Linked DNA regions of Mus musculus: region 2 is linked to region 1. The links are chromatin contacts, found by Hi-C or POLR2A ChIA-PET in ENCODE. All regions are on one chromosome and are shown on one strand. Each heading gives the region's core, a stretch centred on a gene start or an enhancer-like site at or near the end of the contact. The rest is flanking DNA. Distances are from core to core; before and after follow the strand shown. Region 1 holds the start of Brd2 (bromodomain containing 2). Region 2 holds the start of Psmb8 (proteasome (prosome, macropain) subunit, beta type 8 (large multifunctional peptidase 7)).

Region 1 (7,184 bases), core at 1,303-3,802:
TCAACCATATCAACATAGTGAGACCCTGCTCCTCTCCCTCTCTCTCACACACAAACCACACACAACACAAAATAGTCACACCCTCAGGATGAAGTCTCATAATAAGGAGAAACAGGCAATCACAGTTCACTATAAAAGGTACGATCATAAGTGGATTCAAATAAGTCAGCTTACTTTAAGTGTTGAGAGTAAACTGTTCGCAGCTGTTGGTTTAAAATGAAGGAAAGGCAGCTCCTTGTAGAAGGAACTATGTGTAAAGCACTGAGAAAAAATCCAAGATGACACTGACACGTGACCCGTTTGGGAAACTGCTCTGTGAGTCGGCTAGGGGGCTGGAGAGGAACTGGCTAACTGGAGACTGGCAACAGGAAGCAGACCTTTCCGACAAGCCTGGGATTAACAGATAACACAGAGCAGGGCAGTGGTGGTGCATGCCTTTAATCCCAGCACTTGGGAGGCAGAGGCAGGAGGATTTCTGAGTTCAAGGCCAGCCTGGTCTACAAGTGAGTTTCGGGACAGCCAGGGCTACACAGAGAAACCCTGTCTCAAAAAAACAAAAACAAACAAAACACAGGAGCTGAGTTCTAGCATAGGTCAAGAGGGAAAGCCCATGCCGGGCGTGGTGGCGCACGCCTTTAATCCCAGCACTCGGGAGGCAGAGGCAGGCGGATTTCTGAGTTCGAGGCCAGCCTGGTCTACAAAGTGAGTTCCAGGACAGCCAGGGCTATACAGAGAAACCCTGTCTCGAAAAACCAAAAAAAAAAAAAAAAAAAAAAAAAAAGAGGGAAAGCCCAGGGAGCCACAATTTAATACGCAATTTCAGGGCCGTGGACAAAACCCAGAGCACGTGGAATTATGGCTTCATGTCCTAGCCACTAGCCATGCCTGGCCACTGAGAACTTGAAAATATGGCTGGTGCCACTATGAAACAAATCTAAACAGCATGTAATACTGATTTAAATTCAAGTTGCTACTGCACAGTACAAATAACAAGTCCAGGTGATGCAGCAGACACAGGCACGATTGCCTGGTTCTTGAGGACACAGCAGTGTGCATTGATAGATGAAGAAGGGAATGGTAAGTTCAGGTGAATATAAAGTTGTAAGGAGAGGTGAGGACATCGTGCATGGACAGAATAACACAGCAGCAGATCAGATGCGCCGGACAGCCCACATCAATTCTGAGCATGCTCCAGTGTCTGGGGTTATCCAGGCAGGAATTTTTCATAGGAAGTTCCACTCAAGAGAACTGTCTAATCTTACGGTGGAGTTGAAAGGCTTGAGTCATTGAAGATGTAGAAGCATTCCAGACAAACAGCAGGAACCAGCTACCCAAATGTACAAAAGGGAGACTGGGGGTTGGGAACATGACATGCATGGGCAATGTCAGGGAGAAATCAGAAGTGGACTCTGGGGTGGGCAGCTGGGAGGTCCTGCTAAGTAGGGTGGTGAGGTCACACTCTGGGGCTGCATGAAGTGGGAAATAAGAGAACTGGGAGGAGACAAGCAGGGAGAGTCTTGTAAGTCCAAGTCCTGCTGTGCAAGGAAGTTGAGAAAGCCACGGAGTACTTAGAGACAGGGTAGGTACTGAATAGGGTTTTCTTTTTGGCTACTTAGAGACAGGGTAGGTACTGAATAGGGTTTTCTTTTTGGCTAAGAGAGCAAAATGGACAGGAAGTTACTTAGGTTAACAGAGAAAGGTGACCAAGTCAAAAGCAATTTCCTTCAACTGAGAAGCCCCGATAAAATAAGAGACATGCCCTGTTCTACACACGGAAAATACAGGTGGGCTGCTGGTGCAGAGTGTAAATCCAGACCATACCTTCAAAGACAAAAGACAACAGAGATAAGCGCGAGCTTCGCACTTTAAGTCAACTGCATTGTTTTTAAGTTGTCACCCTAAACTTTAGTAGGATGAATTCAAGACTGAGAAACAAACTAGTAAGGCAGGTCACAGAAACAGAAACAGAGTATAGACAATGTCAGGAAAGAATCATGATCAAAACGAGCAGAAATGACGAAGTAGAACTCTATGTTAATAAATGGTCTACCTGTACACGATCAGAGAAAGAAACACGGGTGGTATACTTCGAAGGCAGGATTCGGGTATTTTCAAGTCTCATAGAGGAAAAAAAAAAGAAACAGTTTAAGAAATTCGAGGAACCCCACAACTCCTCCCGATTAAAACGTCAAATCGAGCGTGCAACATCCAAGCGGACCCCCACCGTTCCAGGGAGGCTCGCCCTGCAGTCCCGCTGCTGCAGCCAGGACCCGCGTGCCTCCTGGGACCACAGCATGGGGCCCCGCGGATTCTGGCCAGAAAGTGCCAGGCAACGCCTCAGACCGGAGCCGGAAGAACCTATTCCCCCCGCCGCGGTGGGGAGGGGGGGGAGGCCACCGGGGCGCAGGCCCGCGCGCTCCCGCCACACCCATCGCTCAACGAGGTGGCCCCGAGGCTCGGGGCGCACTGAGCCTGCGCACCGCGGCTCTCCCCGCGACCCGTGCCTCCCCTCCCCCCAGACCAGGCACACCCTTGCGCATGCGCTATGTGTTTCGTGGGGCTGCGGCAGCCATGCTGAACTCGTACCGAGAGGCGAGTGGGGGGGACGGGGGCGACCACAGGCGCAAGGGAGGCCGGGGACCTGGCGAGGCAACAGCCTTAGCGAGGTCTGGGGTCTCGGGACACAGGTCTGGGCCTTGCAGTCCCTGTGACCCCGTTCACGACCCTCCGCAGTGTTCGGAAACCTCGCCCTCGTGGCCGTAGGGGGGGCGGACACGTGACCCGCCCCAGCCAGTCGGAGCGCTGCTGACGTGGCCGCGCGGCCCCGATGCTTTTCCCCCCACCCCCAGCGGCTAGGGAAGGGAGGGGCTGGGGGCTACGCCCCCTCCCCCAACGCCTTCTCGGCTTCCGGGGGGGTTGACACCCCGGATTCCTTGCTCCCCCCCCAGCCGGGCTGAGGGCGACTTTCGAGGGCCCCCCCGTGGCTCCTGGATCCAGGTGAGCAGGGGCCCCTGGGGCGGGGACGCCATCGGTCATTTAAATGCATAAGTAAAGGTGGGGAGTGGGAAGAATTCTTGGGGTTCAGGAGAAAAATCCCAAGGGGGAAAGACTTGTCTTTCAAACACCTGACAGCCAATGGGAGTGTGGACTGGGGCCAGCGCAAGAGGGCCACTGTGTGGGGGAGGGGAATGGCCAACCTCGTGCCTACATACCCATCGGAGGGCAAAGGGGCGAGGGTGGCTTGTGCCCCATGCACCCGTCACCGGGGGGGGGGGGGGGGACAGGAATCGGGAGCCAGGTGAGATGGGATGTTTTGGGCGGGCGAGGGGAGGGCGACCCCGTAGGCTGAGTGTGAGTGTTGGTCGTGGGATGCGAGAGCTTAGGAGTTGGCAGCTCTGGAGGTGAACTGGTGTGGTTCCCTGGCGCCGACTCCCTGCCTCCCCAGGGACTCCCTAAGCTCCCTTTGTGTCAAGGGTAGCAGGCTCGCCATCGTCACATGGCGTGATGGAGGCTCGGTCGAGTTTGTGTGCTTTTCACGAGGACGCGGCCTGTGGGGCCTGCTGTTCCCAGCTGCGCATCCCCTCCGGGCTCTTAGCTGTTTGTCTCTGCCCCAGGGTGGGGAGGGCTCACCGGCCCAGAGCCTGGGGGCCGCCTGCGAGCGCAGTCCTGGCCTGAGGTGGGTGCTGGGAGGGGAGAGCCAGCGTGGTCCGAGCCTCCCAGTCTCCGAGGTCTAGGGTTTCTCCGGGTGGCATGCTCTACTGCCGCCCTCCTCCCCTCCCCCTGCCTGGAACAGTTGCCTCCTTGTGTGCTGCGGGGGAGGGAACGGAAAGGAGGAAAGAGTTACTTTTCCAAATTACTAAGTAGCAGCAGCCTCCCCTGTGACTCATGTGGGGGCAGGGAGGGCTGGGAATGACTGGGGCGCAGTGATTTTCCGGAATGCAGGGAAACGGGAGCGTCGTCTGGCTACCCTTTCTCTCTAAGGCCCAGCAGTTTCCCCGCTCCCCGAGTTCTCTCCCCACCCCCACCCCACCCCCGTCGGGCTTCGGCCCGGACCCGCCAGGCCCAGGTGCGGAAAATCCAGTTTGGAGGCCGGGCCGCCAGGGGGAGGGGAGAGGCCTCTAAAGTTGCTGTGTCATTGCCCTGCTCGCCGCAGCCACCCGGGCGGGGCCGCGCGCACTCGGGCGACCCGGGCCTGGTTCCCGGCGGGGAGTGCAGGGTCTCTGCTTCCAAGGCGCACTTACCCCTTGCGGGGTCTGCGCTTATCTTGCGGTCCAGAAGACGGGAGCTTGGCCGCCATGTTAAGTGCAGTGACCGAGGTTCGAGGTCGAGGGCTCATGTGGAGGGAGGGTCGCCTGGTTGCAGTTCTAGGACCTAGGCCAGTTGGGGCTATAATTGGGGAATGGTGAGCCCGCCTTACAGCCCCTCACCAACGTTAATTTACTTGCCCAGACGTGCACACCTGTCTTCCCAGCCAGGGAAAGGGGAGTTTGGGAGCGAGAGGTGTGTTCTGGGGGGATAGACGCTTTTACTTTCGCGCGAGGGGCTACCCCAGAGTTGCTTTTGCCATCTGACCTTGAGAACTGGCTGGTGGTTCCTACTTAAGTCTTGTTTCGAGTCCCAAGACAGCGTAGGGGAGGGGGAGGGGGCGAGACAGCTCCCAAAATGGCTCCTGCCCCTCCTCGGAGGCGTCCGGCTGCGGGGGGGAGGGGAGGGAGGAGGGCTGCAGAGCAGCGCCGCCGCCGCCTCCTCGGCTCGCCCTCCTCCCTGGCGCTGACCGATGGAAGAGGCGCTCCGTGGGGAGGACTCCCAGCCCGATGGGGGCGGGGGGCGTCAGCTCGCCCACGCTGGGGCGAGATGGGGCCAAGGAGCCGTGCGCTGCGCCCGCTCTCCTCACCCTGACGCCGGGAAAGTTTGCCGAGATCGGCTTTTAGGGCATGTGGACGCCTTGTGCGTTCCTAAGGCGGGTAAGTGCGCGAGAATCTGCAAATGCGGGCGGGCGGGCAGGGTATGAGCCCCCGGGGCTGGCTAGACAGTAAACACTCGGGGTGGCCTCGCATCTTTAGAGCTGAGGATTTTAGGGCAGAGCGTGGCCTTTGCTATCTGATTACTTTGGTTCGGGGAAGACGAGGTTAGTCTTGGAACGCTCCGGTCATGTGTTGGATCAGGGGACGTTAGATCGCGTCGCGGGGTTACTGTGGAGCGCTCAGCCGAGAAGCAGGCCGCGACTTCTAAGATGGCGTCTGTCTTCCTTGTTTCAGATTCTCCACTGCGGCGGCCTCGCAGCCAAGAACCTTTCGCCCGCCCCGCCCGCGCGACCCGTCCCACTCTGCGCCCCGCCCGCGCCGCCAATGGAAAAGCTGCAAATGGCGCGACCAGCCTGCCGCGGGCGACCGGCAGAAATTCGGTGTGTGCAAGCCCGGGAAGGCTCCGTCAGACCTGGAGGTGGGGACAGCGTGTTGCAGGCCCCGGGGAGATGGCGCCTACACGCCGTTCGGCCTCCATCTCTCCCAGGGTTCGCCAAGCCACGGCGCAGCCAATTGGCTCGGAGACATGGCGGGGTGCCTTTTCGCCTTGGCTCTCTGCGGCACTCTGCTGCCGATAATCGACGCCTTGGAACTGGAGTTTGTGACGTCATCCTTCGAGCGGACCAATAGGAAAGGCTCCCGCGAAGAGGCGGGCCTGCCCCCTCGCCTTTGCTTCTCCAGGCGCGTGAGCGGGCGAGCACGCGCGGAGGGGGCGGGGGAGCTCGCGAGCAGGGTGGCGCGCATGAGCAGCGAAGCTCCGCCCCTCCGGCTATATATAAAGCGCTGGCGCGGGGCTCGGCGGCGCCATTTCGCGCTGGAGTGGAGCAGCCTCTAGGACGAGCTGGAGGATTGCGCCTACTGACCCAGCGTCTCGGAGCCTCTGCGGGCCGCCAGTACAATCCACGTCCATCCGCTTGGAAATGGACTTCGTCCCGGCCCGCGACCGCTCCCGGCGGACAGTGCAGACCCCATAGAAGCCCCCGAGGCTCCCCTTTCTCGGGCCCCGCCCAGTCCTCGGTGTCTGTCCACCCCTCTACTCCGCCCTCAAGAGGATTTCAAAGATGGAGGCGGCGGCTCTCTGAAACCCCTTTTTGGTGCTCATCCGCCTCCATCGGAGGTCTGACGCGGCTCTCGTGACCCCCCGGCGACCGCGGCGGGAAGAGGGGACCCCTGTCCACCGGCGGCAGGCCGAATTGACGACGGTGTCCAGTTTCGGGGACTGCCGGGTTTGCAGACTGCGTTCTCCTGTGGCTCGCCGGCCGGCAGAGGCCGCCGCCATTTTCCTGCTGTCGCCGCCTGCGGAGCGTGCAAAGCTGCCGGAGTTGCGGGGAGGACGGCGCAGGAGACAGCGTTCCCGCCGGTCCCGCAACGAGGCTGACGCCTGGAGGGCCAAGGGCAGCGGCCTTCCCCCCACTTCCCGGGTTATGCTGGGCCCGGCGGTGAGGGGAGCCGAGGCTACCCGGACTTCACGCAGCTGAGCGGCGGCGGTTCCCTGAGGTCAAGATGCTGCAAAACGTGACTCCCCACAAGTACGTCTCCGCCAACCGTGTGTGGGAGGGGGGTTGGGGGGCGGCGTTCCGGGGAGCGGCGGGCGGGCGAGGCGCGCTTCCGCGCCGCAGCTGTTGACGCGAGCTCGCGGAGGGGGCTGCGACGGTTTTGAAGCGGTGGCGGCGGCCCAGGTACTGCGTCTGAGCAGCCTGTCGGTTTCCGCGACGCGGAGACCCATTCGGCCAGGACGAGTTGGACTGCAGGGTGGTGGGGGTGTGTGCGCAGATCCAGCCTTGATTTGTCATCGTGCTTGTGGGGGGTCTTCTTGGCTGCTTCAGTGCCCGTGGAGTTGCCATGGTGACAGCTTGAGGGTTTGCCAGGGGGATTCCCACAGGGTGGAGGGGTCATCACGCCCAAGACTAGGTTTCTGGTACATAGGTACAGGCTGCCGTTGAAGGTCTTATTTCCTTCAGCGGTGGGTGTGTTTGGATAACGTTGAGCTTCATTCAGTGGGGAGGAGGGTGGTTCGGAGACTCAGGGCTCAGTTCACTGCAGATGTAAACAATGAGATCTGAGTCTAGTGTCTTAGCCATTAGGAAACACCTGGTCTAGACTAACCACAGGGAGCCTGTGTGGTGATGGGAACCTCTGTTAGCCTTTAGTCTGAGGGAC
Region 2 (7,184 bases), core at 1,294-3,793, 76 kb before region 1:
GTCATCTACGTAGTAAAGTCCTGGTCCCTAGAAGATGGGAAACCATCCCGAGTTGAACTTGGTTTATTGATCATATCAAGACGCAAGTGTGACTTGTGGAGAGCAAGCAACATAGTGATGCCACCATAGAAATATTTGAGTTAAGACAGCACACTTTAGGGAGCTGGAGAGATGGCTCAGTGGTTAAGACCCCTGACTACTCTTCCAGAGGTCCTGAGTTCAACTGCCAGAATTGAACCACATGGTAGTTCACGACCATCTGTAACGGGATCCAGTGCCCTCTTCTGGTGTGTCTGAAGACAACAAGAGTGTACTCACATAAAATAAATAAATGAATTTTAAAAACAAAAACAAAAGACAGCACACTTTGGTAAACATCAAAACCTGGATCAAGCATGGGGGAGGGGAGGGTTCAATGGGTAAGACACCTCGGGGGGGGGGGGGGCTCACAGACATAGGCCACCCACCTTCTTGTCCCAGCCACAGATCATGCTGCCCATGGAGAGGCCCATCCCCCGGTACTGCAGCATCATGTTGGAAAGCAGCTTGGATGCTGCAGACACGGAGATGCGTTCCCCATTCCGAAGATAATACAACCTGTACGATCGATCGAGGAGGAGGAGGAGAGAGAAGGAGGCCTCAGGGGCGGCAGCTACACCTGCATTCATTTTCTCCCATAGCACGAGGGAGCAGGGATTGTAGAGATGAGTGTTTGGAAGGTATGGACTTGTGGGACGGGACATAAGAGTAAAGGAGAGTTTGGGAATTTAAAATCTCTGATCCGCATTTTAAAAGCCTAGTAAATGATACCACCCTGCAGGTTAAGTGACTGCCAGATTATCTGGTTTATAAGCAGGGACCCAGGCTAGGATTTGGGAGATTTTTAATCACATGAAGGAGATATATATATATATATATATATATATATATATATATATATATATATATATCCCTTATGGTTGCTAAAATGGATCACCCGATGGGGGTGTAAGTGACCTGGGACATGGTGGGGACGGGGGAGGGGCTGAACAAATGAGATGATAAAACCGGCCTACCTGCACTCCTTGGCCAACAGCCTCTCCCAGTACTGGCAGTCGGCTGCACAACCAGACATGGTGCCAAGCAGGTAAGGGTTAATCTCGATCACTTTGTTCATCCTTAAGGAGCCTGGAAGAGTTTTGAGATCAAAGAAATGAGCCCACAGCTCCCCACCCACCCCTCACCCCCCATCCCACCCCCACCCTCAGTGTGCTATAATGCCAGCTCTGTCTGAACTTCGGCCCAGGCCTTCTGCTCTACTGAGGGAACAGCTCCACGAGTCGGACCATTGGAGCACACATGGAGCACACATACTCACTAATGTAACTCCCTGCAGTGGCCCTGGAGTCCACAGCCACGATGACGCCATGCTGGAACTTGAAGGCGAGTGTGGTTGTGCCGTGGGCCATCTCAATTTGAACATTCCTTTCCTGGTCACCACCAAAGGACCTCAGGAATGCGGTGGGCTAAGAGATGCAAGAGGCAGAGGGGCACCTCAGTGCTAGGAGGCTCCTGGCAGGGTGGCAGAGTGAGGAGGGGTCTGCAGACTCTAGATGTCAGTAGCTCCGAAGAAAGAAAAGCAGGATTTAAGCCCACCAGCTTTCTGCTTTCCAGCACGTGGGAACAAAGGTCATGGTAGGCGACTTCAAGGTGTTTCCTAATCCGTGGCTCCTTTGGTTCTCGAAAGCACATTTTAATAACTTGCTCTCATTTTACAGTAGAGGGGCTTGAGACCTAGGCCATCTAATGTGTCGTAGGACACACAGGGTGGGTTGCTGAGACCAAGTAAGGCCACCAAAGTTCATAGGTCTTCCAAGACAACTGTACAGCCCCTGTAGTAGTTAGCAGTGAGTCTGTGGAAGGCATGGTGGTCTGTGCACTGTGTCTTGGGATTGGCACCAACCATCTTCTCAGTCTCGCTGTCTCAACTCCGTGCGTGACTCTCTCTCCTTCTGTCCCTCCCCCACCCCTTTCTCCCGCCTTCCCATGCCTTAATCTCCACGTTGGTTCTTCAGGGCTAGCCTCGATGCTGCTCTCCTGGACGGCCCCTCCTGGCGTCCTCACCTCCTCAGACCCAGGCAGACACTCCTTCCTCTGTGCCACCCACCACCACCCACCTCCTGCATCTCTCCAGAACGCCCTACAGTCCTCACCTGCATTCCCCGGGGAAGTGCGAGCTCCGGAGCTTGCGCGGAGAAACTGTAGTGTCCCGGGTCCGAGCGACCCCCGCTTCCCGCATCCAGGGCAGCCCACTCGGGCCGCTGCCCCCGAGCGGCACCGCACAGATCCAGTAACGCCATGACCACTTGGCCCCGAAGATCCGTCGACTCTGCGACAAGGAAGTGAAAGCGAAAGCCACAGTACCAAGGGGAGGGAACCAGTCCCCCACCCCCATCCCCTGCCCTTTCCGAGTAGAGCCCAGTTAATGGGTGTCTGAACTAAAACAATGTGTTGGGGACGAGTTTTCCTGCTGCCACATCAGTGAAACCAGCTAGAGAATGGGCTGTGGGGTGGAAGAAGAGGTGCGCCTTCGGAGGCCGCCTAGCAGTGGGGTGCGTGAAGACCCACAGGCGGGGGACGGGGGGGGGCATCTTCTGGGAACAGCGGAGGACTGAATAGGGTCCTATCTCCTAAAGAGGTTGTCTAGAACGTTGGAACCTGAGAGGAGTATTGAGCAGATCCACCTAGGCGTGCGTCCTGGGGATGGGGGCAGCACTCAAATAAATGAGCATCATTTTATAGAAACTGGAAAATGCGATAAATGGATGCACAGGGGTCTTTAGGTCCTGGGACAACCAGGAAAAAACGGAGAAAGACGAACCAAGGAGAGGACTCAGTCGGGCCTTTTCATGTGTCCCTCCTAGGGCCCCTCTTGGTTCAACAGTCTCACTACCCTGAGCCACCCACGAGGACGCGCCCTTGCCCGGGGCTGCTCACGTCGCGCAAGTCAGGGCTGCGCGCTCCTTCCTTGAATCCTCAACCCCACCTCTTCTTTGCAACCTTTATGGACATTATCTGCCCAGGAACTGCTGACGTCACACACCGGGCCCTCCCTGAATGGAAGAGATTTACTGGCTAATCCTATCCATTTCATTGAGATTATCCCGGCGTGTGCCGCTGAGGAGAAGATGAAAGAATCTGAACGGGCGGGCGAGGTTATCCAGTCTGATTTTCTGGGGTCCCCACCCGCGGCGCTACCGCGCTTCCTCCAGCCTCAGCGAGGAAGAGAAGGACTCCAAGATGCAGTTGCTGCTGCCTTGGGGTGCGGAGAGGGAGGGGCTGCCGCCCGGTCCAGCTCAGCACTAGGAGTCCGTGGGTGAGCAGTAAAGAGAAATGAGAGCCCCAGGAAATAAAAGCTGATGGACCCAGAAGTAAAACAGAATTCTGAAGAAGAACGGGACACTGTCCTGGGGGGGGGGGGGGGGCTGACTAACTCAGCTAGGACTTTGCGGGAGCTAAGAAACGGGAGAAGCCACAGTACAAAACACCAGTTTTATTACAAATATCAAACACCCATAGAACACCCAAATGCCAGCCTATGCCTTTGGTTAATTGCAAGCTGCTTGTCCTTTCTCTCTGTACACTTTGGGCGTTTCTTCTCATTCTATCACAACGCCACATAAACCAGGTTTGTGTGTGCATGCTGTGATACAAGCTCAGCACCGGGAGGGTGGAGACCGGAGATTTAGCAGCTCAGTGTTGGTGTGAGGTACCTGAAACCCCGTCTAATAGGGAGCGGGTCGGGGAAACACATTCGTGGTAAATTCCGGGTATCTCCTAGAGTTTACATTTTCTCATGTAACAAGCACCTCCGCTCCTCAACTGTCTCCGTGGGTGTGGTAATATCTTTGCTCCCAGGTTCTCTGTCACACAGAGTAGAGGACAGGAGGGGGACAGCACGCAGTGTGCAGTCCAGAGGCCTTGTCAGTCTGCAGGAGCCGCAAGAGCCTCTACCATGGCCCGGTAGCACCCTCCTCTCTTCATGAGCTGCAGGTGGGTGCCCTGCTCGCCGACAGAGCCTTCTCTGAGAAAGAGGATGTGGTGGGCCTGCTCTGCCAGGCTGAGCTGCTGGGTGATAAGAAGAACCGTCCGAGAAGCCCGCTTGGGGCTCTCATACAGGAGCCGCTGGACCTGGAGAAACACACAGACATTACAGTTCAGGGGACCCCTGTGCTTCCAGGGCTGGGACACATTGTCGATATCCCTGGTCTGCAGCACCCCTCCAAACCTATGACTTGTTAAGATGTCCTCACAAGAGGGGGGTACAGAGAGAGAGAGAGCGGAAGCATGATGGGGGAGGGGACTGAACAGTCTCTCATCTCTACCCATAAGCTGGGAAATTTGAAAAGGAAATTATTCTTCTCCCATATATTACATCCCGACTGCTGTTCCCCCCTCCTCTCCTCCCAGTCCCTCCTACTCAACCCCCTACCTCTCCTCGATTGCCCTTCAGAAAAAAGCAGGCCTCCCAAGGACACCAACTGTCTTGGGAGATGGCATACTAAGTGAAGTAAGACTAGGGTCTCCTCGTCCAGCCTTAATATGTGGAAATTTTTTTACGTTCCAAAAAACATATATTAATTTATGCTTTGAGAATTTCATATATGAATATAATGAAATATAACCATACCACCTCCCGTTTCCCTCCTCTTCCCCCCCCCACCCACCCCACATGTCACCTTTCCTATGTCATACAAATTTTTAATAACCCACTAATAAGCTGAGAAAACATTTTGTAATTTGTTTTTATTTTATGTTCATTGACGTTTTGCTTGTGTGCAGGTGTCAGAAACCCTGGAGCTGGAGCTGCAGATGGTTGTGAGCTGCCATGTGGGTGCTGAGAATTGAACCCAGGTCCTCTGGAAGAGCAGCTAATGCTCTTAAAACTAATGCTATTAACTGCTGAGCCACCCCTCAGCCCCTAAAATGAGAATTTTTTATAGTCAATCTAAAGAAATGTAATGCAGGGGCTGGAGAGTCAGCTCAGCAGTTAAGAGCACTGGCTGCTCTTCCAGCAGACCAGGGCTTGACTTCCAGTACCCACATAGTGGTTCACAACCATCCATAACGCCAGTTCCAGGGGATCCACACCTTCTTCTGACTTTCAGAGACACTGGGCACATACATACATTCAGGCTAAACACTCATACACATAAAATAAATTAATCTTAATTTAAAAAAAAAAAGAGTAAGAGTAACAAAGAGCACGAGTGTTTGGATGATTTGTGTCTGGACCCAGGCTCCACTGCTCAAAAGCTGTGTGACTTTTAGAAGGTTAATCAACCTCTCCTAGCCTCTATTTTGTCATCTACAGAATAAGCACAGCAAAAGACTCTGATGGACAAATTAGTACAAAGGGTGGGATAGAACGTCTACGACACAAAGCAAGCTTAGCCCATACAGATTGTTAGGACAGTAGCCCTGCTCACTGGTTCCCGTGTCCGGGAGAAAAGCTAATGGGACCAAGAGTTCCAAGGACAGGTTTGAACAGTTCTGTTGTTGGTATAACTAACACAGGAGGAGTGGCAGAAGCAAAGCTCCCATGGGAATGAGACTTCAGGGAGATGACACAGCAGGGTGACCCAGCCCTCCAGAGGTAGCAGCAGGAAGACTACCAAGGGTCTGAGACCAGCATTGTCTTCAAAGTGAGGTCCAGGCCAGCCAAGATCACATAGCAAGATGGCTCAAAAAGACAAAGGGTGAGAGCCAGAACCTTACCCGTAGCTGGTTGCCAGCATCCAGGGCACTGGTGGCATCATCCAAGATAAGCAGGAGTGGCTTCCGGATCAAGGCTCGGGCCAAGGCCACTGCCTGTCGCTGACCTCCTGACAGCTGGTTCCCAGTCTCACCTACCTCTGCAGAGACAAGAGTCCAGCTGAGATGTAGATAGTTGTGTACACATACACAGCACACATACACACTCATATACATACACAGCCACACACACATATATATACTCACATACATACACACATACATACACAGGCACACATATATATATTCACATACATACATACACACATACATACACACTCACATAACACAGACACATACATACACACATACATACACAGGCACACACATACGTACTCACATAGGCATATACACACACATAAACATACATTCACATAGGCACACATACCTACTCACACACTTACACACATATACACAGACACAGACACACAGACTCACTCAAATACACACACATACACACTCACATACACAGACACATACACACTCACACATACACACATACACAGACACACATACATACACACTCACACAAACACATATAGACATACAGACTCACATACACACATACACATGCATACATGTATACACTCTCATACACATACACACTCACATAAATACACACATACATTCCCTCAGGGTATGATACACACTCACATACACGGGCACACATACACACTCTCATACACACTCACATACACACACATACACACTCTCTCTCACACACACACACAAGGGCATGGGCGCAGCTGACAGGGGCAGTGGAAATGGAGGCCCTATGAAGGCAGATGGAGTCTGAGGATGTGAATCTTAGAGTTTCAACTACAAATTGACATCCAAGGGACAAGAGGGATTGAATAATAAAGGCAGGATTGTTGGAATCTGGATGGGAGAGTGCAGATACCTGTGTCATAGCCCTGAGGGAACCCAGAGATGAAATCGTGGGCTCCAGACTCCACGGCCACAGCTGTGATTTCCTCCATGGTTGGAGTCCGGTTCAGGCCATACGCAATATTTTCTCGAAAGCTTCTTCCAAATAGCAGCGGCTCTTGTCCCACTGCGGCCACCTGAGGTCAAATGTGAAGAGCCACAGGCAAGAAACACCAGTGTTATTGTCCAGGGACTGAAGATTCACAATCTTGTGCATACCATACAGTCACGTGACTTCTGTCCACAGCCCCGACTCTGCCCATGGCTGCCTGCATCCCCTAACTCTCTGCAAGAGTTTTCGTGGAGAATTGTCTCTTGGCTTGATCTCCTCCCCTCCCCCACACCTCCTTCTTGCTCACCTGAGTGTGCAGGTAATGGTGATCATACTGGACCAGGCACTGGCCATCCAGCAGCAGCTGGCCCCCGGTGGGCTGGTACAGGTTCTGCAGCAGGGCAGCCACGGT

What was found. Hi-C counts contacts between places; a loop is a spot of excess contacts on that map. ChIA-PET counts read pairs that join two places held with the same protein, here RNA polymerase II (POLR2A).
Region 2: POLR2A ChIA-PET joins it to region 1 with 16 read pairs in Patski. The contact joins the promoter of Psmb8 here to the promoter of Brd2 in region 1. A Hi-C loop is called at or near these places in 1 of 37 maps with a recorded cell type or tissue (T-helper 17 cell). POLR2A ChIA-PET finds 5 or more read pairs at or near these places in 4 of 5 experiments (Patski and embryonic stem cell).

What each region holds. Positions count from the first base shown.
Region 1 is chr17:34,117,975-34,125,158 of GRCm38, reverse strand. It overlaps Brd2 (bromodomain containing 2), which reads left to right and starts at 2,552. Exons shown (of 13, transcript NM_001204973.1): 1 at 2,552-2,997; 2 at 5,259-6,553. The coding sequence starts at 6,528. It overlaps H2-DMa (histocompatibility 2, class II, locus DMa), which reads right to left and starts at 2,327. Exons shown (of 6, transcript NM_010386.4): 1 at 2,225-2,327.
Region 2 is chr17:34,193,554-34,200,737 of GRCm38, reverse strand. It overlaps Psmb8 (proteasome (prosome, macropain) subunit, beta type 8 (large multifunctional peptidase 7)), which reads right to left and starts at 2,543. Exons shown (of 6, transcript NM_010724.2): 1 at 2,193-2,543; 2 at 1,358-1,505; 3 at 1,056-1,167; 4 at 468-597; 5 at 1-27. The coding sequence starts at 2,339. It overlaps Tap1 (transporter 1, ATP-binding cassette, sub-family B (MDR/TAP)), which reads right to left. Exons shown (of 11, transcript NM_013683.2): 8 at 7,080-7,184; 9 at 6,695-6,857; 10 at 5,758-5,894; 11 at 3,513-4,170. The coding sequence ends at 3,964.